2 separate regions of the Homo sapiens genome follow, and region 1 is linked to region 2. Evidence: chromatin loops called from intact Hi-C (ENCODE). Cell type or tissue: endothelial cell of umbilical vein. All regions are shown on one strand. Each heading gives the region's core, and the rest is flanking DNA. Links, peaks and the distances in the headings are about the cores only. Region 1 overlaps LOC105372255 (a long non-coding RNA gene). Region 2 has its middle 13 kb from the start of TNFSF9.

Region 1 (5,371 bases), core at 183-5,182, 390 kb before region 2:
AACATGGTGAAACCCTGTCTGTACTAAAAATACAAAAAATTAGCCGGGTGTGGCGGTGGGCGCCTGTAGTCCCAGTTACTCTGGAGGCTGAGGCAGGAGAATGGCGTGAACCCGGGAGGCAGAGCTTGCAGTGAGCTGAGATGGCGCCACTGCACTCCAGCCTGGGCAGCAGAGTGAGACTCCATCTCAAAAAAAAAAAAAAAAATTAGCCCGTGTGGTGGCGGCGCCTGTTAATCCCATCTACTCGGGAGGCTGAGGCACAAAAATCTCTTGAACTCGGGAGGTGGAGGCTGCAGTGAGCTGAGATCGTGCCAGTGCACTCAAGCCTGGGCGACAGAGCAAGATCCTGTCTCAGGAAAAAAAAAAAAAAAAAAAAAAAAAACGGTGAGGAATGAGAAGGAAAGAGGTTTATAAAAAACAGAGAAACAAAAAATTTCAGTAACAGAAGCTGTCAAGCATACTAGCTGCCTTCTTTATGAAAATAGAGATAAAAATGTTCAATTCTGGGCGGGCACAGTGGCTCCTGCCTGTAATACCCGCACTCTGGGAGACCAAGGCAGGACGATCGTTTGAGGCCAGGAGTTTGAGACCAGTCTGGCCAACAAAGCGAGACTTCATCTCTACAAAAACATAAATAAAATCAGGCTGGGCACAGTGGCTCACACTTGTAATCCCAGTACTTTGGGAGGCTGAGGCGGGTGGATCACTTGAGGCCAGGAGTTTGAGACCAGCCTGGCCAACATGGTGAAACCCTGTCTCTACTAAAAATACAAAAATTAGCCAGGCGTGCTGGCAGGCGCCTGTAATCCCAGCTACTCGGGAGGCTGCGGCAGGAGAATCGCTTGAATCCAGGAGGCAGAGGTTGCAGTGCACTGAGATTGCACCACTGCTCTCCAGCCTGGGTGACACAGCAAGATTCCATCTCAATCAATCAATCAATCAATCAATCAATCAATCAAATCAACTGGGCATGGCGATGCGGACCTATAGTCTCAGCTATCTGGGAGGCTGAGGTGAAAGAATTGCTTGAGCCTGGGGAGGTTGAGATTGTAGTGAGCGGAGATTGGGCCATTGTATGATAGGCAACAGAGCAAGACCCTGTCTCAAAATAATAAGAACTCAAAAAAGAGAATGTTCAATGTTTAGCTTAATTACGACTAAGCTGTAACGGTAACATAGTGCGTTGACTGGTCTAGGTTCTGTGCCTGAATGTTACCAACTTTTCAGGATTGATACAAAGATTTACCTTACAACTTGGCAAGGCAATCTAACGAAAGGGACAGTGGGGGCTTTGCGACTAGTTCCCATCTTTATAAACGACATTGGCTTCATCTGCATTATTTTAAGGACATCACTGTGTGAACTGTACCGCTTTTATTATTATGACTGTTTTAATAGACACAGGAGGCTGGGCACTGTGGCTCATGCCCGTAATCCCAGACTTTGGGAGGCTGAGGTGGGAGGATCACCTGAGCTGAGGGAGGTTGAGGCTGTAGTGAACGACAATTGTGCCACTGCACTCCATTCTAAACAACAGAGTGACACCCTGTCTCAAAACAAAACAAAACAAAAACAAATTGAGATGTAACTTACAGATGTCAAAGTGCATAATTCTTAATTGTTTACATATGTGTGACTTTTTACGTGTGTGTGTGTGTGTGTGTGTGTGTGTGTGTGTGTGTGTGTGTGTGTGTGAATCCTTACCACCAGCACCTGGATCAAGGTATGGAACATTTCCTTCTCCCCAGAAGGTTCTCTCTTGTCCTTTTCCAGTTAATACCTCTACCCCATTTTTCTGACTTCTACCACCACGTGTATTTTGCTTACTCTTTTATTTTAATTTTTTAGACAAGTCACCCAGGCTGGAGTGCAGGGGCGCGATCTTGGCTCACTGCAATCACCATCTCCTGGTTCAAGCGATTCTCCTGCCTCAGCCTCCCAAGTAGCTGGGACTACAGGTGCACACCACCATGCCCAGCTAATTTTTTGTATTTTTAGTAGAGATGGAGTTTCACCATGTTGGCAAGGCTTGTCTTGAACTCCTGACCTCAAGTGATCCACCTGCCTCAACCTCCCAAAGTGCTGGGATTACAGGCGTCAGCCACCGCGCCTGGCCTTTTCTGGCTTCTTTAGCATATTATATCTGTGAAGTTCATTCATATTGTTGAATGCATCAGTTGTTCATTCTTTTAAAAAAAATCTGAGTGGTATTTCATTATAAAAATATATCACTATTTATAGGTTTATTCTTTTGTTGACAGACATTTGGTTTGCTTCTAATATTTTTTAAAAAAAATTTTTTTTGAGACAGAGTCTTGCTCTGTCTTCCAGGCTGGAGTGCAGTGGTGAGATCTTGGCTCACTGCAACCTCTGCCTCCCAGTTTCAAGTGATTCTCCTGCTTCAGCCTACCGAGTAGCTGGGATTACAGGCATCCATCACCACTCCCGTCTAATTTTTGTATTTTTAGTAGAGACAGGGTTTCACCATGTTCGCCATGTTGGTCTTGAACTCCTGACCTTGGGTGATCTGCCTACCTCGGCCTCCCAAAGTGTTGGGATTACAGGCATGAGCCACTGTGCCCGGCCCCTCAAATTTTTAATAGACACAATTGGCAAGAAACGTCACGTGCACAAGCAAGTGGTAAGAAACTTCAAACCATTTTCTACAAGCCTTTAAAAAATTATAACAGGTGAAATTATGTCTAAGGACCCCAACTTCTTTATTCATTAACAAATATAAGTTTCAAAAATTGTTGTAATGATGTAAATGGCTTTTTGAATCCAGTTGAGTGTTTTCCCATCAGGCACTTCAAATGATAATGATGCTCTAATTTGCATGCATTGTTGGAGGAGTCATCCAGTTGCTGGCTTGATCCCTGCTAAAAGAGCATACCAGCTGCAAATTGACAGAAGAATCTGATACACGTGAAGATGGGGACTTGGAGGCTTTATCTGGAGCTGCAGCTACCAGGAGCCCCCTTCTGGTCTTCTCCAAGAACTGCACCTTGGCTTCATGGCCTTACCTTGGCACCTGGAACATGGACTCCTTCAGTATCTTCCAGTACCTGGATCCACAGTGACACAGGATGTTCGTGGTGGACAGCGAGTGTCAGACGTAGGGATCAAAGACACACCTCCAGACCTCACTCCATACTGGCCACCCCGACAGGAGCCTTGGATGAGGCTGCTCATGGCTGTAGATGACACACCAAGGAACTAGAGCTTTTCAGATGCCACCTGGCCACTCCTGTTCTCGGCCATAGCAGTGTTACTTGGTACTGTCAATGTCCACTGCATTCTGTCAAATGTGTGTCATTTAAAGACCACAAGACATAACAAAAATTAATTCGTTAAAACTTATTGTATTTTATTTTTTAAACTGAGATAGGGTCTCTCTCTGTTGCCCAGGCTAGAGTGCAGTGGTGCAATCACAGCTCACTGCAACCTCAAACTCCTGGGATCAAACAATCTTCCCGCTTCAGCCTCCCAAGTAGCTGGGACTACAGGTACGTGTCACCACATCGCGTTAATTTTCAAATTTTTAGGAGAGATGAGGTCTCACTATGTTGCTCAGGCTGGCCTCAAACTCTTGACCTCAAGCGATCCCCCCGTGTTGGCCTTCCAAAATGCTGGAATTACAGGTGTGAGCCACCATGCCTGGCCTAATTTTGCTTACACACACACACACACACACACAAGAAAATTGCAATTTCAGGAGCCATGACTTATGACATCATTGATTCCTGATGGGGCAGCTCAAAAAAAACAAAACAAAACAGGACCATAAGATGGCAGTATTGCATAACAAGCTTTACTGCACGGCACTTAGATAGGTTTGCATGCGGGGAATGTCCCTTCCAGCAGGACTCCTTCCAGAGGAACTCCTGGGACAGAGGAGAGTTAGAGGCAGGGCTTAAGTGTCTAGGTGATGTCATTGAGTAGCAAGGTGGGGAGAGTCTGCATCATAGAACTCTGAAAGGCAACAATAATTTGGGGTTTCTTATGGCTGTAAGATTTTTCTTCTCTGTGATTAATAGGTGTTGTTGGGTGCAATTTTATGGGGTATGCAAAGCAGGTGGGCTCTAAATGACTAAACATATGCTTATTTGTGCAATATTTATAGCAATGGATTGTGTGAGAATTTGAGCTTGGTGCTGGTGGGCTTTGAGCTGAGAGGTCCCTGCCTGCCTGCTGTAAAGAAATAAATGAGATAGGGCTGATAGAAAGACACTGTCTTTGGCTCACTTATACAGCAAGTGACAACCAATTTAGTTCAGACCTTTCTTGCTTCTAGACCTGCACCATCCACTCTTATCCACTTCTCATTCTTCCTGGAAGCTGCCACGGAACATGCAGACCCCCGTATCCACTTTTGCCAGTAGGGACACCCACTTTTGAAAAGCCACGGACCCCTGGCAACGCAGCTGCAGACATACCATTTAACTCACCCTGCCTGGAAAAGGAAAGTAAATGTTTTCTTCCCAATTTTTGCTAGGGAAATCCAGGCACATATATGTATTCAGTAACTCAATGATATAAATTTCAGGGCTTGTGTCTGTGTGTTATTGGAAAAGCATTTGAGGCTGGCTGTCATGGTTCATGGCTGCAATCTCAACACTTTGGAGGCTGAGGCAGGAGGCTCACTTGAGGCCAGGAGTTCCAGACCAGGCTGGACAACTCTACCTCTACAAAAAAATAAAATAATAAGCCCCGCATGGTGGTGCACACCTGTAGTTCTAGCTACTCAGGAGGCTGAGGTGGGAGGATTGCTTGAGCCCAGGAATTCAAGGCTACACTGAGCTATGATCACACCACTGGGCCTGGGCAATGGAGTGAGATTCTGTCTCTAAAAAAAAAATGCATTTGAGAATTTTAGCAAATCTAAGTACATTTGGAGTCTGCTAATATTACTGTATATGGGATTTTGGTGGGACCATCCCTAAGGATTTAATAATAAAATGTCCCTTTATATTGTTGAGAATTTTAAATAATTCTTTAAAGCAGTTATGTTCTGATAAATATTTAATAACTGGCTCTTGAGTGGCATGGGGCGCTGATTTGCAGTGTTTGCCAATTCCTGTGGTGTAAATACTCCCACTGTGGCTGATTTCAAGGTACAGATGTGATACCACTGAATGTGAAGCTGAGAAGAGATGCATGCAATTGGCTCTGACTCATGCGGTTGATACATGCCAGCTCCAGCACATCATGACTTCAAGCTGTCCCAGATGTGCCCTGTCTGAATTTCTGACCTACAAAAACCACGAGAGATGATGAGTGATTATCAATGTTTTAAGCTGCTAAGTTTTTGAGTAATTTCTTGCATGCTGGAATACTATACAGCTGTGAAAAAGAATGAGAAAGGGCTATA
Region 2 (5,371 bases), core at 97-5,096:
CACCACGTTAGCCAGGCTGGTCTGGAACTCCTGACCTCAGGTGATCCACCCGCCTCGGCCTCCAAAAGTGCTTGGATTACAGGCGTGAGCCACTGTGTCCAGCCGCATCCAACATCTTGGTGGTGCCGGAGTTCTGGTGACAGTGGAGTGGCTGGGGGGCATCCTGTGCCAGTCCCCAGGCCACTGGTGCTGAGAAAGGATTCCTGCTGGGGTGGGGCCATCACCCCACGTGGTGACCTTTTCCACGTCAGGGGAGCAGAGGGCTTTGGGATGGGTTCACCCACTCAGACCAGGCCTCATGGAGGAAGGGTGGGGTGGAGAAACCAAGGCCTCCGTAGCTCCTGTTAGTGATTTAAGACACAGCCCCCACCCCACACCAGGGGCGTGGCAGGTCTGGGGTGGGGTCTTGGTGGATGTACATGCGGATTATGGGTGAGGGCAGAGCCTGCATGTTTGGAGGGCAGAACGAATGGGGCAAGGCCTAAAGGAATCAAAGGGCGGCTGCAAGTCCCAGCGAAATTGGTGAGGGATGAGCATGGCTTGAAAACCTGGAGTGGGAAGAGGGTGCAGGACTCCGGAAGGGCAGAACCCAGAAAAGGGGCTAGGGGTTGAGACAGGACAAACCCTCAAAGGGGGAGAGGTGCCGAGCCTGAGGAGAGGGTGGTATGGACTAAGAAAAGCAGAAAAGTGCCAGGCGCGGTGGCTCACACCTGTAATCCCACAACTTTGGGAGGCCAAGGTGAGTGAATCACCTGAGGTCAGGAGTTCGAGACCAGCCTGACCAACATGGTGAAACCCTGTCCTTACTAATAATACAATAAAAAAAAAAAATTAGACGGGCGTGGTGGTGCATGTCTGTAATCCCAGCTACTCGGGAGCCTGAGGCAGGAGGATCACTTGAACCCGGGAGTCGGAGGTTGCAGTGAGCCGAGATCGCACCATTGCACTGCAGCCTGGACGACAAGAGCAAAACTCCGTCTCCAAAAAAAAAAAAAAAAAAAAAAGCAGAAAACAGAGTGGGGCACGAAGAGTCTCCAGGCCCTATTCCCAGGTCACTAATGATTGGGAAATGGGCGGGGCCTGGGAGAATGACAGGGAGGTGTGAGGGACTGAGGAGTGGGCAGGGTCTGGGAGGCTGATAACAGGGGAAGTGGGCGGGGCCTGGAGATAATATTGGGAGGAACTGTGGCGTGGGAAGGGCCTGGAGCGGACAGCAGGGGAAGTGGGCGGGGCCTGGGGAGAATGACAGGGAAGTGGGAGGGACTAAGGAGTTAGCAAGGGCTGGGAGACAAATAACTATGAAGTGGGCGGAGTCTAGGGAGAATGACCGTGGGGTAGGGGAACTGAGGAGTGGGCTGGGCCTGGGAGTCTGCTGGGGAAGCGGACGGTCCTCGAGAGAATGACAGGAAAGTGGGAAGGACTGAGGAGTGGGCAGAGCCTGAGAGGCAAACGGATGGGTACGAGGGCGGGGCCTGGGGAGAAGCTAGGGAGGTGGGAGGCGGATGACAGCGGAATGGGGCTTCGGTAGACTGACAGGATCAGTCGTGGAAGGGGCGGGCCCATCTTTCTCTTGAACCCGCGAGCCAAAGCCACGTTGGTGCTGGTGATCATCCAGGCTGAGCGCTGGGCATTCCCAGTCTCGGGCGATTTCTTGGCGTTACTTCCAGGCTGAGAGCCATGACTAGGCGAGCTTCGGCCGTGGGACCGAAGACCTCCCACCCTCAGCACTCTAACCTCCCCGACCCTGCCCTCGCTGTGCCTCGTTGGGAATCCGCCTCCGGGGTCTTCCGCGGTCCAGGAGCCGCACCTGCCGGGTGGAGACGCGGGGCTGGCTGGGGTGCGGGAGTAGGAGGTCTTCGGTCCAACCGCCTCCAACCCATTCCTGCTTCCGACGTTCTGTTCCCGCGCTTAATGCCCTGCCCGATCCAGTTCCGGCCTCCCATCTCCCCTTCCCGCGTCTCCACGCTCTTTCCTTCCCCGGTTCTGCCGTGAATGCTCCCAAGTCCTAGAGCACCGGAACTCCCCGCGCGCCTTGGCTCCTGGGCCCCAGCTCCGTGCAGTCCTGGACTGGGGCTCCAGGTCCACCAGGGGGCGCCCGCTGCCCAAGCTGGGTATCGCTGCGGAGAAAAGGGGCCCAGAGTGATTGTTCCTCAGGGGAGGGAGGGGGAGGTCCCCAGAGGGAAGGGCCTGAGTTTCCTCTTGGGGGATGGATCCTAGGTGGTCTGAGGGGTGAGTCCTGGGTTCCCTGGCGGGAGTGGATCTTGGGTGGTCCTCTGTGGGTACAGGGTGGAACTTGGGTGTTCTGAGGGGTAGTCCCTGGGGACTCCTCTGGGAGCGGGGCAGACCTTGGATGGTCGTAGGATTGGACCTGGACCTCTGTGTGTGTGATTGTGCATGCCCATAACGTGTGTTCTTGCGTTATGTCTATGACTAGCCATGGTGCCTGCCATGTATGTGTATCTACGATTGTGTCTTTGGGTGTCTGTCTCAGTGTGTAACCGTGTACGTGTGTGTTGTGTACCTCCATGTCTGTTTTGGTATGTGTGTGATGGTGTGTCTGTGTTGGTGTGTTCTAGTCTCGGTGTGTTTGGTTATATGCCCTGAATATATGTCTCTTGTGTCCTTGTGTGTGTCTGTTGCTAGCTTTTTTTTTTTTTTTGAGGCAGAATCTTACTCTGTCATCCAGGCTGGAGTACAGCGGCGCCATCTTGGCTCACTGCAACCTCTGCCTCCCGGGTTCAAGCGAGTCTCCCATCTCAGCCTCCTTAGTAGCTGGGACTACAGGCACTCACCACCACGCCCGGCTATTTTTTTTTTTTTTTTTTTTTTGTATTTTTGGTAGAGACAGGGTTTCACCATGTTGGCCAGGTTGGTCTCGGACTCCTGACCTCAAGTGATCTGACTGCCTTGGCATCCCAAGGTGCTGGGATTACAGGCGTGAGACACTGCACCCGGTCTGTGGCTAGCTTTGATGGTTGTTGTGTATCTATGATTGTGTGTCCAGGTGTGTGTGTGTGTGTGTGATTGTGTGTATGTCTGCATGGTGTGTCTGTATGTCTGTCTTGTTTTGTGTGATTGTATATGTCCAGAATGGGTGTGCCCTTTGTGTTCTGGTGTCTGTGTGTGTCTACTTGTGTCCCTCCCCCAGGGGAGTTGGAAAGTCCTTTCCAGGTAGTTACCCTGCTGGGATTCCCTTTCCAAAGCGGGTTGACTTCCCAGCACCGTGAGCTGCCTCTTCATGCTCTTGGAAGGGGTCGCTGGGTCTGCCCCAAGTCTGCCTGGGTCTTCCCCAACCCTGACTCCTCCTTCCACTGCCCTCAACAGGGAAACACCATTTCCTGCCTTTGATGTCACTAGGTACAAAAAGTTTCCTTCCTCCAAGTGGCTCTGGCCACTGGTTTCTTTCTGCGTGTGTGAAAGCTGGCCACGATTCTGTGCTTAATGTTAAAACAAAAAGAATAAAACAAAGCAAACAAAACGAACCCATGGAAAATGCAAGCATGCAAAATCATACACCATGAAACATCCACATCTTCTCACCCCAATACCCTCAATTTTTGCACATCTTTCTGAAATGTTTTATACAAACCTATTTCTGCTCTGAAACCCAAAGCGTGCATTCTGCACATAGCAGCCTGCACCTTGCTTTCGTTTCTTTTTTTCCTCACTTGGTTATTCTTTTAAAGGTTTTTTTTTGTTCCCCCGAGACAGAATCTCACTCTGTTGCCTAGGCTGGAGTGCAGTGGCATGATGATCTCGGCTCACTGCAGCCTCTGCCTCCTGGGTTCAAGTGATTCTCCTGCCTCAGCCTCCTGAGTAGCTGGGATTACAGGCATGCGCCACCACACCTGACTAATTTTTGTATTTTTAGTCGAGATGGGGTTTCCCCATGTTGGCCAGGCTGGTTTCGAACTCCTGACCTCGTGATCCACCTGCCTGGACCTCCCAAAGTGCAGGGATTACAGGCGTGAGCCACCATGCCCAGCCTCTTTTTTTTTTTTTTTTTTTTTGAGATGGAGTCTCACTCTGTTGTCAGGCTGGAGGGCAGTGGTGTGATCTCGGCTCACTGCAACCTCCACCTCCCCGGTTTAAGCGATTCTCCTGCCGCAGCCTCCCGAGTAGCTGGGACTACAGGGGCCCGACACCACGCCCAGCTAATTTTTGTATTTTTAGTGGAGACGGGGTTTCATTATGTTGGCCAGGATGGTCTCGATCTCTTGACTTCGTATCTGCCCGCCCCCGCCTCCCAAAGTGCTGGGATTACAGGTGTGAAGCACCGCACCCGGCCGCCTAGCCCCCTTTAAAGGTTTTGTAAACCATCTGCCCAAAAAAGCAATTACATAGAATAATCACGCCAAATTTTCAACCTAAAGTTCAAACAGGACAGAGACTCAACCTGATGGGTAAGGCCCATTTCACACTAAAAACCTTAATCTTTGAAAGAGTAGAGGAGGCAAAGTCTGAGTGCCTTGTTCTCTTAGCCCTTGGAGATCTCTGTCAAGAGATGACTCAGACATGTTTTTAATTTTTAAACCGATTCTGTGAGTAATAACCTGGCAGTTTTCCTTCTGATGACCAATGCAGTTATTTTCATCTTCAACAATTTTGCACCACATATTCCTGCCTGCCCCTTGTTTTTATTTATTTATTTTTGTTTTTTTGTTTATTTTGTTTTGTTTTGAGACTGAGTCTCTCTCTGTCACCCAGGCTGGAGTGCAGTGGCATGATCTCAGCTCACTGCAACCTCTGCCTCCCGGGTTCAAGCGATTCTCGTGCCTCAGCCTTCCGTGTAGCTGGGATTACAGGCGCCCACCACCATGCCCAGCTAATTTTTGTTGTATTTTTAGTAGAGACAAGGTTTCACCATGTTAGCCAGGCTGGCATGACCCACTGCACCTGGCCTTTTTTTTTTTTAGACAAGTCTTGCCCTGTCACCCAGGCTGGAGTGCAATGGCGTGACCTCAGCTCACTGCAACTTCCACCTTCCGGGTTTAAGGGATTCTCCTGCCTCAGACTCCCGAGTAACTGGCATTACAGGTGTGGACCACCACGCCTGGCTAATTTTTGTATTTTTAGTAGAGACGGGGTCTCACTATATTGCCCAGGCTAGTTTTGAACTCCTGAGCTCAAGTGATTCGCCCCCCTCAGCCTCCCAAAGTGCTGGGATTACAGGTGTGAGCCCCCGGCCATGCCTTCCTTTTTGCCCAAACAAGATCAACCCATGTACACAGTCACGTGGAGGCACCACACTCTCAGCCCACTGGCAGCAATGATGGCTGGTCCTATTGAGCACCTGCTGTATGCCAGGCACTATTCTGGCTCCCTGATTCTGGACAACAGTCCCACAAGGTGGTCACTGGTGTTAGTCTCA

The links. Peaks named below come from ENCODE experiments on the same cell type or tissue, not always from the same donor. Only the 100,000 strongest peaks of a DNase experiment are listed, where the experiment ranks them.
Region 1: it touches region 2 in a loop (20-fold over the local background); 3 of 110 quality-filtered maps call a loop at or near these places.

Annotation. Positions count from the first base shown.
Region 1 is chr19:6,122,730-6,128,100 of GRCh38, forward strand. It overlaps LOC105372255 (a long non-coding RNA gene), which reads right to left. Exons shown (of 4, transcript NR_187772.1): 4 at 2,697-5,252. Among named protein-coding and RNA genes, the nearest start is that of ACSBG2, 10 kb to the right of the region's middle. RefSeq lists a silencer at 2,809-3,103. In endothelial cell of umbilical vein, for the core only: CTCF peaks have their summits at 2,995 (motif pointing left), 3,194 and 3,791 (motif pointing right); DNase peaks (open chromatin) are centred at 2,972 and 3,782.
Region 2 is chr19:6,514,966-6,520,336 of GRCh38, forward strand. No RefSeq gene overlaps it. Among named protein-coding and RNA genes, the nearest start is that of TNFSF9, 13 kb to the right of the region's middle. RefSeq lists enhancers at 1,167-1,707, 3,049-3,098, 3,149-3,278 and a silencer at 1,569-1,738. In endothelial cell of umbilical vein, for the core only: a CTCF peak has its summit at 2,065 (motif pointing right); DNase peaks (open chromatin) are centred at 1,276, 2,086 and 4,556; H3K4me3 peaks cover 839 bases; H3K27ac peaks cover 708 bases.